3 separate regions of the Homo sapiens genome follow, and regions 2 and 3 are each linked to region 1. A link is a loop called in an ENCODE intact Hi-C map of the cell type or tissue named here. Cell type or tissue: Caco-2. All regions are shown on one strand. Each heading gives the region's core, and the rest is flanking DNA. Links, peaks and the distances in the headings are about the cores only.

Evidence for each region. A loop is a pair of places that touch in the nucleus more often than their neighbours do. Peaks named below come from ENCODE experiments on the same cell type or tissue, not always from the same donor. Only the 100,000 strongest peaks of a DNase experiment are listed, where the experiment ranks them.
Region 2: it touches region 1 in a loop (13-fold over the local background); 3 of 110 quality-filtered maps call a loop at or near these places.
Region 3: a loop joins it to region 1, with 4 times the contacts of the local background. A loop is called at or near these places in 3 of 110 quality-filtered maps.

The regions. Positions count from the first base shown.
Region 1 is chr2:180,121,274-180,129,128 of GRCh38, reverse strand. It overlaps EPCART (ERG-positive prostate cancer associated androgen responsive transcript), which reads left to right and starts at 3,935. Exons shown (of 4, transcript XR_923634.3): 1 at 3,935-4,449; 2 at 5,701-5,796. In Caco-2, for the core only: CTCF peaks have their summits at 3,385 and 4,646 (motif pointing left); a DNase peak (open chromatin) is centred at 3,388.
Region 2 is chr2:180,482,845-180,490,699 of GRCh38, reverse strand. No RefSeq gene overlaps it. Among named protein-coding and RNA genes, the nearest start is that of SCHLAP1, 210 kb to the left of the region's middle. In Caco-2, for the core only: no CTCF peak of the experiment used is centred there; no DNase peak of the experiment used is centred there.
Region 3 is chr2:180,600,248-180,608,102 of GRCh38, reverse strand. No RefSeq gene overlaps it. Among named protein-coding and RNA genes, the nearest start is that of SCHLAP1, 88 kb to the left of the region's middle. RefSeq lists a silencer at 287-581. In Caco-2, for the core only: a CTCF peak has its summit at 3,806; no DNase peak of the experiment used is centred there.

The DNA of each region.
Region 1 (7,855 bases), core at 1,214-6,213:
AGTTGAAGTCGATGCTCCTTTACCATTCCGAAAATACTAGGGCCCTTAAGGATTATGCTAAGTCTACTCTGCCTGTGCTCTGCAAATGGAACAATAAAGCCTGGATGACAGCACATCTGTTTATGGCATGATTTCCTGAATATTTAAGTGCTACTGTCAAGAGCTACTGCTTAGAGGAAAAAAAGATTCCTTTCAAAGTATTACTGCTCATTGACAATGCACTTGGTCACCCAAAAGCTCTGATGGAGATGTACAAAGATATTAATGTTGTTTTCATGCCTAATACAACATTCATTCTGTAGCCCATGAATCAAAGAATAATCTTAACTTTCAAGTCTTATTATTTAAGAAATACATTTTTTGTAAGACTAAAGCTGACATAGTGGATTCCTCTGAAGGATCTGGGCAAAGCAAACTGAAAACTTTCTGGAAAGGATTCACCATTCTAGTGTCATTAAGAACATTTGTGATTCATGGGAGAAGTGAAAATATCAACATTCACAGTTTAGAAGTGGATTCCAATCCTCACAGATGACTTTGAGAGGTTCAAGTCTTTAGTGGAGGAAGTGCACACGTGGCAGAAATAGCAAGAGAACTAGAATTATAAGTGGAGCCTAAATATATGACTGAATTACCACAATCTAATGAAAAAACTTTAAAAGATGGGGAATTGTTTCTTATAGATGAACAAAGAAAGTGGTTTGCTAGGATGGTATTTACTCTTAGTGCAGATACTGTGAACATTGGTGAAATGAAAACAGAGGATTTAGAATATTATGTAAATTTAGTTGATGAAGAAGTGGCAGAGTTTAAGAGGAATGGCTATAATTTTGAAAAGTTTTTTCTGTGGATAAAATGCTATCAAGGAACATCAAATACCACAGAGAAATCTTTGGTGAAAGGAAGAATCCAGCAACGTGGCAAACCTTATCGTCTCATTTTTTAAAATTGCTGCAGCCACCCCAGCCTTCAGCAGCCACCACACTGATCAGTCAGCAGCCATCAACATCCAGGCAAGACTCTACCAGTAAAAGAATTACAACTCACTAATTTCAGATGACTGTTAGCATTTCTTAACAATATTTTTAAATTAAGATGTGTACATTTAAAGAAATGCTATTGTACACTTAATAGACTACATTATAGTGTAAACATAACTTTTACATGTGCTTAGAAACCAAAAAATCAGTGTGACTCGCTTTATTGCAGTATTTGATTTATTGCAGTGGTCTGGAACTGAACCTGCAATATCTCCAAGGTATGCCTGTATTCAAAATACAAAATCCAAAACAATTCTCCTCTTCCAAGCATTTCAAATAAGGAGTACTCAACCTGTAGTGCCATTGGAATTGAGGTTTACCAATTAAAGGACAAACTAGATCCAATGTAAAATAAGTTCCTCAAACTCTTTGCTAATCTCCAACAGACAGAAGTGCTTAACGTTTGTTAGGGAGACTGTGTGTGCAATTTTAAATCTAAACTAAATCTAAACTGTAATTTCAAAAGTTTGCCCCTTCCTAATTATTATTTCTCCATATGTAGGAGATTGCCTAAATTATTTATAGGTCATGCTGCCTTAGAGATATCTATAGTAATGAAATAAATCCTCAGAATCCAAGAAACCTTTGTCTGGTACACAAGACGCCTTAGTAGTCTATACCTTTTTTTAATTCTCCAAACTGCCCATAAGTCAATGAGTTTGGAAACCAAAAAATCAGTGTGACTTGCTTAGGAAAAGAATCACTTAGGAAAAAAATCACTTGAAAAAAGAGCATTGATCCTCTAAATGAACCAATTTCAAATTTCTATAGTTTTGGCCCTGACATATCCTTAAGTCAAAATGGAAAAGAAATCTGATTCCCTATTCTTTAATTCACTTTCCTTTTTTTCCAGCCTGTTCCACTTTTTCCTTGGGCTCCCTTTTCCCAAAGCTCCCAATTTTCTCACCTAGTCTTTATTCACAGACAATGACTTAATCAACTTTTGTGGGATTAAGGACCTAACAAATTATTTCTTTTAGTACCATTTACATTTCCTAAGTGGTACACCTAGAGAAGGATTAATAAGGTATCACCGAAAGCTTCTGGAGATGGTTTCTAGATGCCCCTTGGTGCAAAGAATTAAGCCTATACTTCTATACTAAGTTGAAGTATATTTCATACTTCACATGTCACAATTATATTTCCCTCCAGCTTTCATTCTACCTATTATTAAGAATTTTACATGGAAACATATAGGATTTTCCAGGATAAAGAAAATCTTTTACAAAGAGTTTCATGAAACTCACTTTGTTCCATACAAAAGGAGTTTTGGTTATAGACCAATATCCAACTCTAGTGAGTAGTTCTACAGTTTTTCAAGCAATTATGATAGAATGTTTTCATTCTCTCTAGTCAGTGTGAGCTCCTAAGATTAAATTCACAGCTTTTCATCAAGGCTGATGTAACTTTCTTACTATCATATCCTTTAAAATAAGGACTGTAGCCTGAGGGTACCTAAGAACATGTGGCAGAAGGCAAAAACAGAAGGTTTTTACAGTTTAGAATATTTTAAACTCAGAATATTGACTATATATTTTTGGTCAGAATTTTTCTTTTAAGTAGCAGTAATATGCCCATTTTGTAGCCACAGTTTTAAATTTTCAGTCTTCACCCCTCCAAAACAAAACAAAACACAAAACAGAACAACAAGTGAGAAGGAGGAGGGGGAAAGAGAGAAGGAGGTGGTGTGGGGTGGAGAGGAGATGATGCCCCCTTCTGTCATACAACAAAATCCATTTCGAATATCGAAACTTGCCAAGATCAAAACTGGCCAAAACAACAAACTCCACTGTTGAAATTGACAGTACGGTATAAGACAATAACCCAGGTTTCTCAATTGAAATAACTTTGCCACAAATTTCATCTCAACGTCTTTAATATCATGGTTCCCAGCCCTTCATGCTCATTAGTATCCCCTGGGAAGATTTAAAGCTGTACTGATGCCCTAAAACCATTCTCCTGATTCTGATGTGGTTGGTCTAGGGTGCAGCCTGGGCATCAGGAGATTTAAAAGCTCCCAGGGAATTGTATGTGCAGGTACTCAGTGTTTATCAAAAGACAGAAGACACAGCTATTCCAGACACCTGTTTGAACTGATTGATGGCAACCCAGCTTCATTAGATGTCTACCTAGTGTTGAATCTTTGTAGCATCCCCCACATTTGTTCCGTGAAACAGGGACAATAGGAGATCACAGTCTTACATAGCTCTCTGACCCATTAATCAACGGGTTGTTCCTCTCTGGTTCTCTCTGTGGGTTCTGACTCATGCTGCAGTAGAGAAAAAAGACAAACAGCCTAGCCAATAAACGACCGCTGCTACGCGATCTCCTTTGACTACAGTAAAGGGCCAGAAACTGCCTTTGGGAGTGCAGAGACAGTGTAGGAACGATGCTGCCATCTGGCTGCCTTCCTGGGCATCTCTTTAAAAAAAAAAAAAAAAAAAAAGTGAGTTACTAATCATACTCTCCTACATTTACACATTAGATACAGGCTTCACTATTCCTTTGCAGTGAGGACTCCTCAGTGACAGGCAGAACCCAAAGGGAGAGCAAAGCAGCCCAAGGGGAGCAGAGCAACCCAAAGGGAAAGCAGAGTAGGCCAAGTAGAACAAATGCTCGCCTTAAACTTTTTTTTCCTTTTTGAGACAGGGTCTCACTCTGTTGCCTAGGGTGGAATGCAGTGGCGCCATCTTGGCTCACTGCAGCCTCAACCTCCCGGGCCCAACGGATTCTCCTACCTCAGCCTTCTGAGTAGCTTGGGACAGCCGTGCACCACCACGCCCAGCTAATTTTTTGTTTGTTTGTTTTTGTACAGACAGGGTTTCAGCATGCTGCCCAGGCTGGTCTTGAACTCCTGGGCTCAAGTGATCCACCTGACTCAGCCTCCCAAAGTGCTGGGATTAAAGGGGTGAGCCACTGTACCTGGCAACACCTTTAAAAATTTCTTCACCCACCTATCCACCTTTAAAGTTGTTCTTTGAGGGCTTTCAGGAATGAGGTTAATCCAAATAGGATAAGGCAGTTTTGTTCCCAGGAAGTATTTAACACACTGGTTCTCAACTTTCCTACACATTAGAATCACCTCGGGGAGGTTTGTGAAAATGCAGATTGCTGGTCTCCACTCCCATCCAATTCAGTAGGTCCGAGCTGAAGTCTGAGAATTTGCAATTGTAACAACCTCCCAGATGACACTGCTGGTCTGGGAAATCACACTTTGAAAACCACTGAACAAATTGTCAAAAAATAATTGCTGACAGTCAGTAATGTAATAAATCCATTAGCCCCCTCCAGCCAAGGAGGGAAGACTGGGTAAAGAAGCCATAGACGGTGGCAGTGACCGGGGTCAAAAGATGTTGCCACTATGGGGTTGTTCCTAGGTATCTATGGAGTAGCATACCAAAAAGGCCAGGTAAGAAGAAGTGGTATGGATGAGGATTAGACGAAAAATGCCTCTTCATTGTTTTGCCTGGGCTCCTCAGAGACTTGTGGGAAATATTGCATCGTCTCTTAACTAAATATTAAATCATCCCTGTGCATCTAATTTAGTGGGGGGCAGACCTGTTTCACAAGCCAAAATAACAGGCTGCAATAACTGAGGATTTTATATATACCCTGACCAAAGAAGTTTGCATTCTCATAGCACCATCTAGTGGAAATTTGGGGATTTTTGTTTTACATCGAACAGCCTAAAATGGAGATAGTTTATGTTATTATGACAGGGAGAGAAGACTGCACGATTTGCTAATTGAGGTGCAATACAGACAAGTAAACAAAAACAGGAAAAATGTGGCTTATGTGAAAGACATTTTTTAACCATATACAACATGTTCTATAAAAACAGAGCAAAGCCGTTAGCTGAGGAACTTGTGTGCACAAAGAAATATGTACAAATAGCTTTTCCAGAACAGTCTAGTAAAAATATGTAGTAAAAGTGGGAAGATTATGTTATATAGAAATATATGTTTATGTGCTGTGTTTATATGCCACAGCCTCAAACCTTCTTATAACTTATTAACAATTATATGAAAATATAGGAACAAAGCTCATGTTCTGTATGAATACAACAGGATTCAAATAACCACATACATTACAAAGAGTTGAATAAATTGAATTCTCTATTTTCTACTGTATAGTCAAGGAAGAGACAGAGTAAGGAGGAAAACAGTTGTCAAATCTGCTGGTGGTTCTGAGAAGGGATCAGAGAGGTAAAAATGCAAGGTGTTAAAAATCTGTTTTACTGGCCCACAAAATGTTGTTTGCAAAACTCTGTTCTAGATGAGCTGATAGTTTAAGGGTAACTGTTTCACTAAATGGTTTGAACTCAATGGATATTAATCAGAAGCAATTTTCTTTTTCTAATCATATGATTGGTCAACTTCTGCTTTCTTGCCCCTGAATGATATCTCAGGCAGATTCCATTGATAATTGATCATTGTCATAGTTCATATAAATCATGTAATTTTACCTAGCTCAGCTTGTAAAACAGGCGCCCCAAAGGGGTCTGGCCTGCCCCTCCTCCCGACTCCAAAACCATGAAGCCAATCTGGTTGCACAAAACCTCTTCTTTCTCCACATCAAGATCTAGCTTCTTTAATGACTTGAGGTGGGATCAGAGGAGAAGAAACAAAATAGTCTCTTCACCCAATTCTTTTTGTTGCAGAATTTTCTGTTGGGTATTGCTGCTCATCTAGAAAACACCAGCTACCAATAGATGTCCTCTCTGTGCCGAAATACTGCTTACCTCAGGGGATATTGGGTAAGTTCAGAAGGCCCTGAAGAGTCTCCCTGACATGGTAAATCCAACTCTAGCCAGTCTTTCCTACCCCTTTACAGCTTCCCCCATTAACCTCTTCCCACTGGAGTATCTACAGCCTGTAAATAGGACTCAGGTGGAAGTACTGCTAAGATGACTCAGGTTCAGCTACTTTTCCCCATATCCACGCAGCCTTTGGGAGATTTGTACATTCTTGTCACTCCAAAGCCAGAATCTTCTCTGTTCCATGGCAACCACCTTCTTTGTTTCTCTCCACAGGCTGCTTCTCCCTGACTCAGCGTCTGATTAAGGAAATAGCCAGTTGGGAAATAAGATACTGATTCCCTTCTTTTAGTGCCACCCACAATCTCATAAGGGAGGAGTATGAGGCTTCTCACCCCATAAGCACTTCATGTGGAGGACTTTGGGCTCCTTTCTCCTCCCAATTGTCCCTCTATAGCTTCCCTTCTGCTAGCCCAAATCTGCCTAGTTGTATTAATCATGATCCAAGAGAGAAAAAAGAAACCTTGGATTGATGGCAGCAGAAAGCCACTGCCACCTTCACCTGGAGGGACCCACAGGTCCAGGGTCCAGGGCCCAGGGCTACTTGGTGGAAGCTAGGCCACAGGTAGGCCTGAGTGGTGGGGATGGGAACTGGGGCTGCAGAGAGGATGGAGTTACCATCATCTGAGGCATAGTGAGAGTGGTAGAAATACCCTTCCTTTTGTGTGCTCTGCTGTCCCAATAATGTCTCCACACTTGGCCCAGAGCAACAGGAAGCCAACTGACTTGGACAACCTGAAATACTAAAATATACCTAAAATACACCCTGCCACATATCACGTGGGGGGCGGGGCGGGGCAAACTCTTCAGGTGTATTTTAGGTTGTATTTAGGTGAAATAATTTAAGTTGTGTAATTTCACCCAAATACAACCTAAAATACACCTGAAGAGTTCAGCTCCCCTGTGATACATGGCAGGGCAGAAGTTTGAGGAAGGGATTGAGACTCAACAGGCCTAGTATGGCACTCCAGTCTTTGAGAGTGGAAAAACTGGATTGGCCAATTCATACTCAAAACTCTTCTCTCTTGTACCCAGATCACCAATTTCCTTGAATCTTTATCTAAGCTTTGGAGTGAAATGAAAGGTCCCTAAAATCACATAACACTTGTTTACTTTCATCTTTGTGTTCTTGTCACTATTTTCAGGTCAAGAGAAAAAGCTTCTCTCAAGATCTTATCATGTGAGGTTAAATGCAGGGTCTCCCAATGTGCTGTTCAATTGTGGTATAAAAATAACAAGCAATTGCCTTGATACTACACTGCTTGGTCCCAAACTGTATGTCAAATATTTTTATAAATATTATTAATTTTACCCAGTCCATTATTTCCTATGCCAAGTGAGATTTCAAGATATCCAGGAATTTAAATTTACATTTAAGAAAGTATATATAATGCTATGGAGAACCTCTGAATATATTATATTTCAGTACCTTCACAACTAAGATTTTATTAAATTGTGATTCTACTTATATCAAAAATCCCTGTACTAATAAATCTTCATTGAATTTTATATGTGCTCAGCACTATGCTTTGAGAGAGAGATAAGTATCTTAGGCTGGGTTCCCCAGAGGCAGACTCTGAGATGAAGATTCATGAGCAAGTGATTAAGAAGGTGCTCTCAAGAGAAATAAGTAAGGGAGTAGGGAAAGCAGAATAGGAAGGCAAAACCAAGCAATAGTGTGTTTCTGACCAAGTCCCATAGAGGATAGCCTCAGCCTGGTCCTAAAGGGAACTCCAAGTATCCTGTAGGAAATTTGTCCCAACTGGAAGCAAAGGAACTGGGCTCTCATGCTCCAAAACACATTATTCATTAGATAAGGAGCCTGGGTTCTTATCTAATGAATATGTTAATTTCATTTGCTTGGTTGGGCCAGCAAAGAATGTTCACAGGTGCTGGCCATTGGAAGAAAAACCATGCCAAGGCTGCAGGAGGGGCAAAGCAGATGTGCAAAGAGATTGTGATATTGTTATATAATAAGGAAAATATATATTTGGTCTTT
Region 2 (7,855 bases), core at 1,166-6,165, 360 kb before region 1:
ACAGTCAAATTCTACCAAACATACAAAGAACTAACACCAATCTTCCTGAAACAATTCCAAAAAATTGATGAAGGCATTCTCCCTAACACATTATCTGAGAACAATATCACCCTAATATCAAAATCAGAAAGGACACAGCAAAGAAACAAAACTACAGAACAATATCCCTGATGAAATTACATGCAAAAAATCCTAAACAAAATACTAGGACATCAAATCCAGCAGCTCATCAAAAAGATAATACCCCATGATCAGGTGCAATTTATCCCAGGTATGCAAGGATGGTTTAACATATGCAAATCAATAAATGTGATACATCATATAAACAGAATCAAGGACAAAGTCCATACGATCAAATCAATAGACCCAAAGAAAGCATTTGATAAAATCCAGCATCCTTTCATGATAAAAATTCTCAACAAACTAGCATAGAAGGAACACTCCTTAGCATGATAAAAGCAATATTCAACAAGCCCATAGCCAACATTATATTGGAAACATTCCCTCTAAGAACTGCAACAAGACAGAGATGCTCACTTTCTTCACTTTTATTCAACCTATTACTGGAAATTCTTGTCAGGGCAATCATACAAGAGAAAAAATAAAAAGCATACAAAATAGAAAAAAGGAAATCAGATTATCCCTGTTTACTGATGATATAATCTTATATCTAGAAAACCCTAAAGACTTCACACACATAAAAACTTCTTAGATTCAATAAATTAATTGAGCAAAATTTCAAGATACAAAATTAATGTACAGAAATCAATACCATTTCTACATACCAATCATCAGCTTGCTGAGGATGAAATCAATAAGACAATACCATTTACAGTAGCTACAAAAATATCTGGAAATATATTTAACCAAGAAGGTGAAAGTTCTCTCTATAAGGATAACTACAAACATTAATGAAAGAAATCATAGATCACATAAACAAATGGAAATACATTCTATGCTCATGAACTGGAAGAATCAATATTGTTTAAATAACCATACTGCCCAAAACTATCTACAGGTTTAATACAATCCTTATGATATTACCAACATCATTTTTCACAGAATTAGAAAAAACAATTCTAAAATTTATATGGAACTAAAAGAAGAAGTGAAATAGCCAAAGCAATCTAAGCAAGAAGAACAAAGTTGGAGGCATCACATTCCGCAACTTCAAATTATACTACTAGGTTAGAGTAACCAAAACAGTATGGTACTGGTATAGAAATAGGCAATAGATTAATGGAACAGAATAGAGAACCAGAAATAAAGTCATGTACCTACAACCAAATGATGTTTGACAAAGTCAACAAAAATACAAACTGGAGAAAAGATACCCTATTCAATAAACGGTGCTGGGAAAATTAGCCATATGCAGAAGAATGAAACAACTGGACCCATACCTCTCACTATACACAAAAATTAACTCAAAATGGATTAAAGATCTAAACATAACACCTGAAACTATAAAATTCCTGGAAGAAAACCTAGGGAAAACCCTTCTGGATATTGGCCTGGGCAAAGAATTTATGACCAAGTCTTCAACAGCAAATGTAACAAAAACAAAAATAAGCAAATGGGACTTAATTAAACCAAAAAGCTTCTGTGCAGCAAAGGACACTAACGACATAGTAAACAGGAAACCTACAAAACGGGAAAAAATATTTGCAAACTATACATCAGATAAATGACCAATATCCAGAATCTATAAGAAACTCAAGCAGCTCAACAAGAAAAAAAAAAAACTTATTTAAAAAAAATGCCAAAGGACATGAACAGACATTTTTCAAAAGAAGACATGCAAGTATCCAACAAACATGAATAAAAATGGTCAACATCACTAATAATCAGAGAAATGCTAATTAAAACAACAAGATAACATTTTATACCACTCAGAATGGCTTTTATTAAAAGGCCAAAAACAAGATGTTGGCAAGGATGTGGAAAAAAGGGAATACTTATTCACTGTTGGTGGGAATGTAAATTAGTTCAACCTTTATGGAAAACAGTATGGAAATTTCTCGCATAGCTAAAAATAGAACTACCATTCAATCCACCTTTGCCACTACTGGGTATATACCCAAAAGGAAATAAATCATTATATCAAAAAGATACTTGCACTCATATTTTATCACAGCTCTATTCACGATACCAAATATATGGAATAAACCTAAATGTCCACTAACAGAGAACTGTATAAGGAAAATGTTTCATGTGTTTGTGTGTGTGTATATACATGTATATACACACACACCTTGGAATACTACTCAGCCATAACAAAGAATGAAATCATATCCTTTGCAGCAACATGGTTGGAAGTGGAGGTCATTATCCTGATTGAAATAACTTAGAAACAGAAAGTCAAATACCACATTTTCTGGCTTATAAGTGGGAACTAAATAATAGGTACACATGGATATACAGAGTGGTACAATAGGCATTAGAGACAATACTTGGGAGTCTGGGAAGCGGATGAGGGTTGAAAAACTATCTATTGGGTACAGTGTTCACTGTTTGGGTGATGGGTGTGCTAAAAGCCTCAACTTCACCACTACACACTACATGCATATAAGAAGCCTGTATTTATACTCGTTATATATATAGAATGTTTTTTAAAGGTGAAAAAAAATCAGCCACATTTCTTTATGGCCACAATTCAGGTACTTCAGTGGTCTCTGTCAGTGAAAAGAGCTTAATATTTTCTAAATAATATAATAGCAACAGGTACTCTATTATTTCATTTACATTTTATCAATAAGTTGTTATATGAAACAATAAAAGAGAAGACAAAACAGTAAGTTACTTATGGGATTGTGTTATGTGCAATCTGATACTCTACATTCACCTTTTTAACAGGAAACTGTTCATCTAAATTGGATATTTCCTTTTTTAGTCAACAAAGTAATCAGAATTCATGTCAGCACACCTGTACAAGATGCACGTTAAATTGAAACAACAAATAAGATAATCTTGAGAAGCTGAAATCCTTTAATTTTTCAGAATTTTTTTCTGTTAACATATTTCATTGTATTATGCTGTATCATTTAGAATCAAAACACCAACCTGTCATATTGCTTTTCTTTTTTATATTTATAATATAAGGCATCATCTAATTTTGAATATAATCTTGAATATACTCCAAATGTGAGAAAAAACACTTAGAGATAGCAATAATCATGATTAAAATTTGGCTATGCAAATTCAGAGAACTTATTCTGAAATGATGCAAACATGTATATGTTAAGTCACATTGTTTTTACCTCTGAAAAACCTCCTGATAAACACCACTGGCCAAGAGTAGCAATTCATAGCTTCATTTCTATTTGCAAGTCATGATGTATAACACATTAAGCAGACTATGCATATATACATATATATATATAAATGTATCGAGCAGACTAAGTTAAAAATAATAATCAACATGTCCATTGCTGCTCTTAAGAAGTGTTCTCATGTAATTTTGACTAAAAAGAATTCTATTCGTATTCTATATGCACCCGTAGCAAAAAGTGCTGAAGTATATAAGACACACGCACACAGATATCCTTATTACATATACCTAATTTAAAATGTATATATAATTATTGATGGACTAATAAATAAATATTTCTCTATGCTACAGCTTATAGAATTGGTTATGCCAAAAGTATTTAAGGAAATAAGAAAACTAAGGTGCAGTGGGGTACAATTTCTTGGTACTTTTTTGGGAAGAAAGGCTGTGGTAGAAGTCTCCTGACTGTCACATTATATGCCCAGAGAGCTTTGCTATATTCCTAAAGTGTTTAAATTAAAAATGCATTCCTAAAAACTGCATTTTTCCCTAAAGTCCTTAAAAATTACTAAATAACCATGTCTGAACAACATTAAGTTACATCTTGAGTTTATATGATAAGCTATCGCATCTTGCTTCTGTGAGTCTTACATTGCCCAAGAATTATTAGTCCAGTTCACATGGAAAAAGACATATTTTTATTTACTTGGATTCAAAAGATTCTTTAATGTTATAAACAAATAACACACTCAAAAATAAAGCTTAATATTCAGATTTTACAGTCCTAGCCATTTTTCTCTTTAACTTTAATATTAATTGCTTTCTGAATGTATCATTACTTTTAAGATAGAAACATATAATTTCAAATATTTAGACACAGGAGACACACTCATCTTATGTGCTTCCACAGATATAAATTAGATATATGCTTATCATAACAGGTTGTAATTGCCATTTTATTTGTCTAACAGCTCAAGAGACTACAAGTTCTATGGAGACAAAGATCATAACTCTTTTAGTCACTATTGTAGCTACAGTGCTGATATTATATAGCTGGCATATAAGTGATGATCAATATATTTTTGTTGAATTTTTATTCATTCATTAAATACTTATCAGACACCTTCTATGAGCAGTATGATTGGCAGTAAAGATTCTGACATGAACATAACTGAGAAGCTTAAACTCACAGGAAAAATAAAATACAGTGCAGCAAGTGCAATGATAAAAAGCACATTATTTATCAAAGTAATAAAGAAGAAAGAGGACTTAATTCTTTCTGGCATAATTTGTGAAAGACTCCCGAAAGAGGTCACACCTGAGCCAGATTTCAAAGACGAACGGGCTTTTGCCAGGAAGATCAGTGGGGAGATTTGACAAAATTCTAAATAAATGGTGCAGTATTTGAAAAGGCACACTGGATATGATGACAAAAATTGACAAAACCCATATCCCTAAAACATAAAATAAATTAGCTGTTAAAATATGTGGTAGTTCTTACTCCATAAAGAGTGAATTACCACTCCAAAAATTTTATCAACATCACCTTAATACTGCTATTGCTTGAAACTATGATCCCATAGAATTTTATATTATCACTATTAGACCTCCATTCTAATTTAATCAGTATGTCCCACTTATCAGCATAAGATAAAGAATTAAGTCACTTTCCTTTCATTCAAATCAAGTGATTCTGAGGTTCTAGTCTATCTCTTCAGAATCTTCTCCTTATTGATTGCTTTAAGCCCCTCAGGGACAGTTTGCTTTTCTTTTGTTTAATTTTCTTTCTTTTTCTATATATATATATGTCTATCTTATATATGTAAATACACATACATAAATATAAATATATATAGAGAGAGAGAGACAGAGACAGAGAGAGAGAGAGAGAGCGAGACAGAGAGAGAGAGAGAGAGAGAGAGGTCTCTGTCACCCAAGCTGGAGTGCAGTGGCGTGATCATGGCTCACTGTAGCCTTAAACTCCTGGACTCAAGTATCCTCCCATCTCTGCCTCGCTAGTAGCTGGGACTACAGACATGCACCTCCATGTGTGGCTAATTTTAATTTGCTTTTTGTAGTGACAGGGTCTTGCTATGTTGCCCAGGTTGGTCTTGAACTCCTGGCCTCAAGTGATCCTCCCACCTCAGCTTCCCAAAGTGTTGGGATTAGAGGGGTGAGCGACTGTGCCTGGCCCAGGGATAGTTTCTTAGTCCAAAAGATCTCAGGAAAGCAGCCTCTGTCAGACAAGAGTCTTCCACCCTGGCTGCAATACTGTGGTTGCTTCCATAGGACTGGTGTTGTAACCTGGGCAGTCTTTCCAAGAAAATATAGTGCAGGAAGGTCAGGTGTTTCCTAGGGGACCATGTATAGTAACTTGGTACACACTAAGCCCAATGCATGGTGAGCTAGCTTCCAGGTACAATTTATGTCCTAGTATAGATGGTGTTTCTTGCCTCCCCACCTGGTCCTGGGTGAAGGAATAAAAAAGATGATTTCATGCTTAATTCTCATGATTCCATGCCACCTTCTTCTTGAGCACCTAACATGAAAGTTGTTTAATAATACACATCTTCCTATTTATATACGCAAATATCCACACAGACTTTAAAAAAAAAAGAAAACTAAATCAAGCCCAGATCTAGAAGGGTTGCCTGTTTCAGCCACATGTTATACCATGAATTACATCTCTGTATAGTTTCCAAGAGTGTTAAAGGTTCTCGCCTTTTCTAGCCACACCAGTGATCACCATTTCCTATCCTTGGGTGAGTGATATTTCTATCTGTAAAAATCCCAAATTCAATTTGTCCAACAGAATGCTTCCCAGTTAAACTTCTTTCTTAAAGTGTAACTCTTCTTGCACCAATTAAAAATTTGTTTTGGCCCTCTACTGCATGTCAAATTGTGGCCATATGTTCTAGTTTTGAGTCTTCCTACTCATATTACAGCATAACACTTCACGTAACCATAGTCTCACATATTCCTATAGTGATAAGGAACTAGATATCTCCTATTGCCAATCCAATCCAATCTAATCATTTTATTTCATTGATGAGGAATCAGACTAGAATTTTAAATTTCTATTAGCATAGGTACTTTTCACATTCACTACCTTATATTTAATGCTGAAATGAGTACCTGGCCTATCAAAAGTGCTTGCTAAATATTTGTTGCATGAGTTAAAGTTTAGATTCATTTTTCTGTTTATTTCCAAGCTACAAATCAAAGTATGTATACAGGATCTGATTATCTCACCACACCCAAAGTGAGTATTGAAGCAAATTAAAATAAAAATCATACATCTACACTCATTCCCCTAATATCAAGGTGCACAATATTATTACTATTTCAAAAATAATAATAAATATTTATTAAACATTTAGCATGTGCTATATTTTGAATGATTGTCCCCTCCAAACTCATGTTAAAATTTTAAAATTGCCATTGATAGTATCTGGAGATGGCACCTTTAAGAGGTGGTTAGGTCATAAAGTCTCCACTCTCATGAAGTGACTACCACCATTATCAGGGGAGTAGGATCTCCCACTCTTGCTCTCTCTCTCACCTCTCTTGGCCATTCTTCCATATGATGATGCCTTCAGCCTTCAACACACCTTCAGATGTTAAGACGCAGCAAAAAGGCCCTCAACAGATTCTGGCATCTGGATATTGTACTTGCCAGCCTCCAGAAATGTGAGAAATACATTTCTGTTTACTTTAATTTATCCAGTTTCAGATATTCTGCTATTGCAGCACAAAATGGTTAGGCGTTGTTCTGATATTTTAAATATATTAACTAATATAATCTACAAAAAATCCCGTAGTAGATATTAGTTTTATGTCAATTTTACAGACAAGAAAACTGACCACAAAGAAACGAAATTACAAGTACACTGGGAGAAGAATGTAAGAAGATTTTGTCTGTGACATGTGTAGGAGCAAAGAGTATTACAGGTAACTAACTACCAGTTATCCAGGCTTATTATCTGATTTCATGGAAATGCCAATATGAAGATAGCAAACTTTGAATGAACATTTAGGTTTGGGGGTGTGTATGTGTACTTTAATGTGTTTGGTTTGGGTTTTTATGTAGAGAGACCTTTAAGATATCCAAAGAAAAATATTAGGATGGCAGTTGGCTTAGAGGTCAGAAGAGAAGCCTTGAATGAGGATATAAATCTGGGAGTCAATGACTTACAATTTATATAGTATCTAGCTATGACACGCACATGCATAGTGGCACATCCTCATACATACATACACACACTCAGATACTAATATATAGAACTATGTCATGCTGAACTATAATTTAGCCCAGCTTCTTAATTCAGAAAATACTGTCTTTTAATATTAAAGCTTAGGGATCTGTATTCATTAAGTTTAGCTACTTGTAGCAGAAACCAGAATACAACTATTTATCAGGTAACAAGTCAGGAAGAAGGTATTTTAGAGCTAGTGCTGGTAAGGGCCTCAAGTTTCTTATAGTTTCCTACTCTCCCGTCGTAACTATGACATTTGTATTTATTCATTGTGGTGTTACAATATTCTGGGCAGGGATAAGGAAGTGCAAAATAGTGCGCATATCAGGAA
Region 3 (7,855 bases), core at 1,166-6,165, 480 kb before region 1:
GGTAGTTAGAGGATAGTCTTCCATAATCTCTCAAAATTAAATATTCATTTTATCCAAATTGCCAAATAACCGATGTAAGATAAGGGGAAAAATAATGGTGACTTCTATTCCTTTGCCTTCTCAAGCATTTTTAGCTGGTAAATGGCTTATATTTATGTACAAGGATGCCATAGATCAGACAGCCATTAACTGCCTCCAAGATCATTACTGCTCCCTCCCTTCTTCAGCTGGACCACCTGTCTTCCTTGCTCAGGGCAGTCGGTCCTGCTTTCCATCCCTTTCTTTTGTCAAGCTAAATGACAGCTTCTTTGATTTTCCTCACCACAGAAGCATCTATCACTGTATCCATTATCTATTCTGACATGTTTACATACTGTGTGTGCTCAGCTGATCGGGACTCTGTCCACAGTTCACAAGGCACCTGCCCTCCAACCTACAGTTGTGTATTGTGGTGAAATATCAGGCTAAGTCAGTGAGCAGCACTTGCTAAATTTGTTAAAATGATGTATATAATTGTACACACAAGAGTAAGCTGGATGCTAGGGAAACTTTAGACTCTTGGGCTATGACTTTACGAACTACCCACTCCCTCAGACTTAGTTAATTCGTTCAGTTCGCCTCAGTCTGGAAAAAAACAATGGGCTATTGATTTTTTAAAAAAATTTCTGTGGAAGGAAAACATTCAGCTAATTTGATATATCTACTGAATTAAAATATTCTCAATTTAGTAAAATAGTATTATGTTTTAACTTATTAAAAATCATCCGTAGAAAGTATAGTTACACACACGTTTACATATTTATCACATACTTATTTTATTTTATTTATTACATTATATCTTATATTTATTATATACCGATATATCACTTAGGACAGTCTATTTGAAAAAATTGTTTCATTTTATGGTTGTGGACATTCTAATTTTAAAAAAATGCATTAAAGTTATGTAAACCTAATCATTTTATTTCTCTAATTTCAGGTTCAACAACAAAAATTAAACTTTGATATACCTTATTTTTTTAAATGTTCAAAACAATAGCACATCTCATTTTAATTCTAAAGTAGGATTAGGTGAATTTTCCAAAATACACCTTCTAATGCTTTTAATGTATTTTCTATATATTTTTCAATTAGTAAACTTCATATAAGAAAAATAAAGAGAATGGGTTACCAAGCAATTCTTGCCCATCAAATAGAAACCTATCTGAATGAGTTTAAATAATCCAACGAAACCTGCAGTAAGTCTCCTGAATGAAGCGTATTTATTTTTCTCAAGTCCATTTTATATTCTGTACTCACTAACATTTGTAATACATTACTTCCCCATGCACCAATAATTTAATGATACCTTATTCTTTGCTTGAAAAGCAAAAGAAATATTATCAGGTAGTATTACAACAAGCTAAACCAATTACCTTCTAAAATGATTTTAATGCAGGCAAAATATGAGAGTCATCATTCTAGCATAGTGAGATTTATTAAGAGAACAATTCAAAGCAGTAAACTGGACTTCTTATATGCTACATCGCTTCCTATTGAGATTCAATTAATATTTTGAAAGTTTTTACTTTATACTGTAAAATTTTAAAATATCATATTCTAGCAGATTTTGTGTAAAGAAACTAATAATATCTCATAGGCCATTTGGTTGTAGCTTTCATATATACACATTCAAATTCAAGACATACACTGCAAGTGCTATTGCTAAAAGTAACAGGCTCACCAAATAGTATGAAAAATTGTTCCCATGTCCATAATTCAAAAGAAGTGAAGAAAAAGTTAAACTAGTATAAATCTGAGACCTTCAGGTAAATTCCGAATCTCAAATTATTAATTTGCTATGCAAAGGCTTGCTAATGGGTTATGCATTATTTCTTGTAAGCACATTAGTGGATATTTTAAATCAGATACTTACTTTTTTCCCTCAAGGATAAGAGTAGGCCCTGTCCTTAAATTCTGTGCACAAAGAGCCACTACAATACAATGATTATTTTCTCTTGGCAGGGACTCATGTGTTAGTATCAGGTGCCTTATTTTATCTGGAGAATAGGAGCGTTAAAGCATGTATTTCTTCTCCAACCTCTTTTGTCACTTCTCCTTCATTAGAGTTAGCATCTTTTGTTTCTTACTGTAATTTCTAGATTGAATACCATTTTGTTAGAAAAATTTCAAAGAAAAATACTTTTTTAAATAAATAAAACAATCTCTTAATAATGACCTTTCTTTGCTACCCATGTGTTTGCTTAACTATGTACTCCGAGTGCTGTAACTACATATAACACGGTAGGTTGGTTAAAAAGAAAAATGCATCAGTGTGCCACCACACAGAGTAAAGTATGCTATTATTAGCTTAATTATCACCCCCTAATAAGAAAATAAGAAATGCCTCCAACTTAACATTTGAGAGAGATTCATTTTTAGTTACAAAATAATAAGGCCCTTAATTTTTTGGCCTGTCGATCATTCTTACTAATGGACATGAATGCTACTTTCTATATTTTTACGACTGTTATTGGATAGCGTCATACTGATGAGAAATCATTGCTCTTGGGAAAAATAATGTTGTATAGCATCAAATGCAGAAGGGTAGATGCTAAGATCTCACTCCCAGATGGAATGTGGTATTGTGATCTCAAAGGAGAAGATGTGAGTTAAACACTTTAGGCATACTTTGCATTATCATGAAGATTTGTTTTTATTATGTGCATTTTTATGTGCATTGTCTCATTTATTTGACACAAGGATTTCATGAATAAATACTTCTATTAATCCATTTTTATATGAGGAAACTGAGAAATTAATTTATGACTTGTATGAAATCATATACTCATGATTTCAAAGTCATTGCTCCAAATTTCATTTTGCCCCTTTCTCCTCCCCTATATGTGGCAAGCAAATCAGGACATGAACTACAGTACCAGCAATATACAATATACATAGTCACTAAGATCACAGGCTATGGTGCCAGGCTTCCTAGGTTCACATTCTACCTCTGCTACTTATATAACCAGTACTAACCCTCACCTTGCTTTAGGCAACGTAACAGTCCCGATCTTATAGGTTTATGGCAAAGATTAATGAGGTGGCAAGCGCAAAGTACTAAGAACATCCCTGGCATATAGGATGTTCTCAGTAAACCAGGTTGTTACACATGCATTCATTCCCTAATCATTTATCAACCTCTTTTTGCAAAGTACTTGCAGATTGGTAAAATGAGTAACAGTCTATGTTCGCAAAGATACTAGAATCTAGTAGAGAGACTTACATATCAATAGATAAACGTTAATAGTGGCTGTAAATCCATTGCTAAAGGAGAATGAAGAACAGACTACAACAACTTGGAAGAATGGTTAGGTCTTAGACCAAGGAAAGGTGGCCGAAAGTAATTTTTTGACATAGGTAGATAAAACTGTAAGATAATCTCAAAAATCTCTTTTAGAAAGTTAGGGTCTTTCACTCTTCTGGAGTAGGTTCACTACCCATTCTGTGGATGAACACACAAAACATCCTTCTAGACACACACACAAAAAAACTAGTTACAAAAGAAAACCCTTTTCTTAAAAGAAAAGTGAGGTCAGGCATTTCAACACCCTTGTCTCCCACATCCAACAGTTTATACATATATTTTTTAATGAAACAATGCAACTAAGATTTCATTCTCTAATAAGGGGAGGAAGAAAACCAATAGCTACAATCTGCAGTTGGCTTGCCTGGGATTTTGTTAGAAGAGGCCTGGTCTTATCTAGAGAGGAACAGTCTGAATGTCATGAATCTTTGTCATCTGTCTGTCTTATCTCCAGAATATCTGTCTCTACGCCTCCTCCTGGCCTCTTTTCTCACTACAGCTTGTCTTTCAGTTCCACAATCTAAGGAGGATAATAGATAGCCAGATTTTATTGGTCCCAACCACATCGTCTTCCCCACAAACCAGCAGCTCACTCACTTTTCTATTTTTTACGTTGGCCAGATTAGAAACTTGTGTCATCATCATCATTTTCCCCTACCGTGTCTCAAAGATCTAGGCTTTGAGAATAAAATTTCACAATGTCACAAAGATTGGAGGCCTCAACCCCTGCAATTTTACCACTGGACTTTCAATTACTTTGCAATTGGTCTGTCTGTTTTCTGTCCATTTCTCTTACAATAAATCCTAAGTGTTTTTCTACTAAAAAAAAAAAAATCTAAAGAAAAATGTTTCCTGTGCTGAAACATTTTCACAGGCTTCCTAATCTCCATGGAATGAGGTTTATATTCAGCCTACCATTCAGGATTTACTTGAACCAGATCCCAGCCTGCTTGTCTCTCACTCTTGTCCTTTTATTGAGACTTCAATTTAAAAACAAAATAAAGTGATCATTCTGTTGAACAGATTCCTTCTCTCAAATGCCTACTCACTCAAAAATCTTTCTATTGAAATTCTACACATTTTTGAGAACCATCCTCAATAACTATATCTCTGAATCTCACCAGGAATTCCTTCTTTATCTAAATTATCATATTGCTTTGTATATATCTTTCAGGGGCATTTGGCACATCCCATTCTAAATTGTGTTATAATCATGTATGCAACATTCTTAATTAGGAGTCGCTTATGTTTTTTCAAATGTGCTTATTTTTGTTGTTGTTGTTGTTTGTTTGTTTTCCCTACCCCTCTACAGTGATCATCTTAGTGTCTTAAATAAAAAGTTGGATAGATATACATTAACTGAGGGAGGGAACAGATGAAACAACCTTTGACGTTGCAAGGATAAGGATAAGAAACAGAGATTTTCAATTTGTAGAAACTAGATTTCCAATAGTTCCGCTTACTTAGTAGTGACCTGAACTTACACACTTCTGTTAATTTCATACGAAGACTGCTGTTCTGTGTAATAGGAATGGAGCAAGAAGGCAGGCTTTTGTTAAAGCAGGAAAATCCAGAAAACAGCATTGAGATTAGTTCCTTGCGAATAGTTCCTTGAATGTTATTGGTATATAACTCAACATCATTCAACTTACCTATCAAGATAAAAATATAAAAATAATTTTTTCATGTTGAAGTATTTCCAAATTTATAATGTAAGATTGTCTTAGTAGTAGACTGCGAAGGACACAACATTTTAACAAGGTGTAAAAACAAGTGTTAAATCTTTTTAAAAATTTACAGCTTATAATGAATGCTACCTAGGGAGAAGTCCCTGTAATTATGTGTAGCAATTTGTTAAGGCTTATTGTTAGATATAGAAGGTTTTGCAGATTCAAGTGCTTCCAGGTTCTTCAGATTACAACATTTCAGAGTCACCTTTGAATGTGCTGTCTAAATCTGAAAAAAAAAAATACAGGAATCATACCATTCTTGGACCGGCAAATATTCATTCTTTGTATGATGCTATGCCACACACCTGTTGAATTCTAAGGTTACTGAAGAGAAGGGATAAAACATTTGGAATCACATAATTTCATTCTGTTTTAACTGTTGTTTTTCTTTTTTATTTCTATCAGTAAGTATGAGCTTGAATTAACTGTTTTGAGGGTAAGCATCACTTGGAATTTAAATCAAAGCCAACCTTAATGAACTAAACCAACTCTGGATGAAAATGCCTCATTTCATATCAACTCTCCAAACTGATTATGCATGTATGCTATTTGCAGAGATGAAATTCGATTGGCTCCCACATTGAACACTGTGTTGGAAGTTAGTATTTCAGCCACTGATGTCTCAGGTGACTTGAGGCATTAGTTTGCTTTGATAAAGTAAATGAGACACAATGCAAAGATCATTAACACAAACAACTTTTTGCTAACAAAGTTTGCAGGTCATTTAGTCATTCATTATACACTCACTGGATTCAGGTCTCAGATTTTGAAAGATAAAGGGAGTTGTGCTTTAGAACAAAAGGGCAAAGAAATCCCTGCTTTTTCCCAGATGAATTGCCTAAATCATGACCTACAATATCCTGCCTGATCGGGCCCCTACCTCCCTGTTAAACCTCATCTTGACCACTCTCCTTCTTCTTTACTCTGTTCCAGTCACTTTGGCATGCAGAGCCCTTTCTCCACTCCTAGTCTTTGCACTGAGCTCCTCTCGTGGACTCATTCTTATCCTGTAAGTTTGCCCTGTGCCAGACTGTAGCCACTAGCCACATGTGCTGTTGAGCACTTAAAATGTGGCCAGTGTGAATTAAACTGTGCTGTGTTAAATACACGCTGGGTTTTGAAAATTTAATATCTATAAAATAGAATGACCTCATTAATATTTTTTCATATTGGCTTCTTGTGGAAGTGATAATATTTTGGGTTATATAAATATATTATTAAAATTAATTTTACCTGGTTCTTTTTATTTTTTTAGAATATGGCCACTAAAAATTTGAAGTTACATATGTGGCTTAGATCTGTGGCTTGCATTATATTTCTAATGGACGATGCTGCACTGTATATTAACTCACATGTCACCTTAGTGAGTTAAATTTGTCAGAAGACATTTTTTTATTTTCTCCCTTTTATGCAATGCTATATCCTCACCACCTAGACACATGTAAGGCAAAAAATAAATATTTGTGGAATGAATGAATACATTATACATTGAGAGTTTGGGATCTGGAATCCTGCTGGGATTTCAATCTCAGTTCAGCTATTTATTAACTGTAACAGCTTGAGCAATGGACTTATTCTTTCACAGAGTGTTTTTGAAGATTAAATAAATTATGACATCCAAAGGGCTTAAATCAGTGCCTGATATGTAGTAGTGCTCAATACATATTAGCTATGGATAAGTATTATTGTTCCATTCTGTAGCTAGGAATGTAAGACACAATTAAGATAATTATTTGTTTACTGAAATGTTAAAATGGAAGAGCTGTGATTTAACTCCTGAACTATTTGACTCTGAGATTTATTTTCTGTCTATTAAGCAAATATAAATCAATATTTGACTATTTGACTTAGATAAAAATCTGAAGTCAATTTAATGTTACTTCAATAATATTAAAGATAGATACATGAATCACATCTGGACATCCTCAAAGATATCAGACTTTGTGCTCTAAATTAAATATAATTGGCTAAAAACGTGGCATATGATAACAAGTATTATATTAGCTAATATTTAGTTTATCAGCAGCAGGTACTCTTCCTACATTACATATATTAACATATTCAGTTCTCACTCCAGCTCTGAAAATAGACACTATATATCATTATTTCTATTTTCCAGATGAGGAAACTGAGGTACAGAGAGGCCAAGCACATTGTGAAGGTCACACACCTAGGAGAGGAAGGAGGTGGAATTCTCACTCAGCTGATGTGGCCTCAGCACCTGCACTCTCCTGTTTTCTGCTGAACTGCATTCTGCTCTCCCATTTTATGCCTGTGGAACAGTAAAAGATGGGTGAGCATTCAGTCTTGTAGTTGCTGTGATTAACTCAGAGATAGGAACTGACTTCTGGTATTTATCAGTAACACTACATTTCTAAGAAAAATTGTTTTTCCATCTCAAAAAGTGGAATGGACTGTCTCAAAGTAAATTTTCCTTCCAGAGGACATCTTTGTAATCCACATAAGCCTCGGTTAGCCCATCAAAACCTCTGCTGTCTGAGAAGTGTTTCACCTTAATTGGACTTAAAGCAAGAATAAATTATCCTACATATCATAACACATCAGGCCCAATCAAGCTCAGAAAATGACTGTTTGCTTCTCTCTTTAGAAGCCCAGCACAATAGATCCTATGCTGATGACACTTGCAATATTTAAATAAAACTAGACCAAGTTTATGATTGAAGAAGCCATCATCTTTCATTAGAATGGGAAAATAAATTTTCAGTATTAGGCTACTAACATGTTTGAACGGCTCAATTCATTTTCTATCAGGTCATGG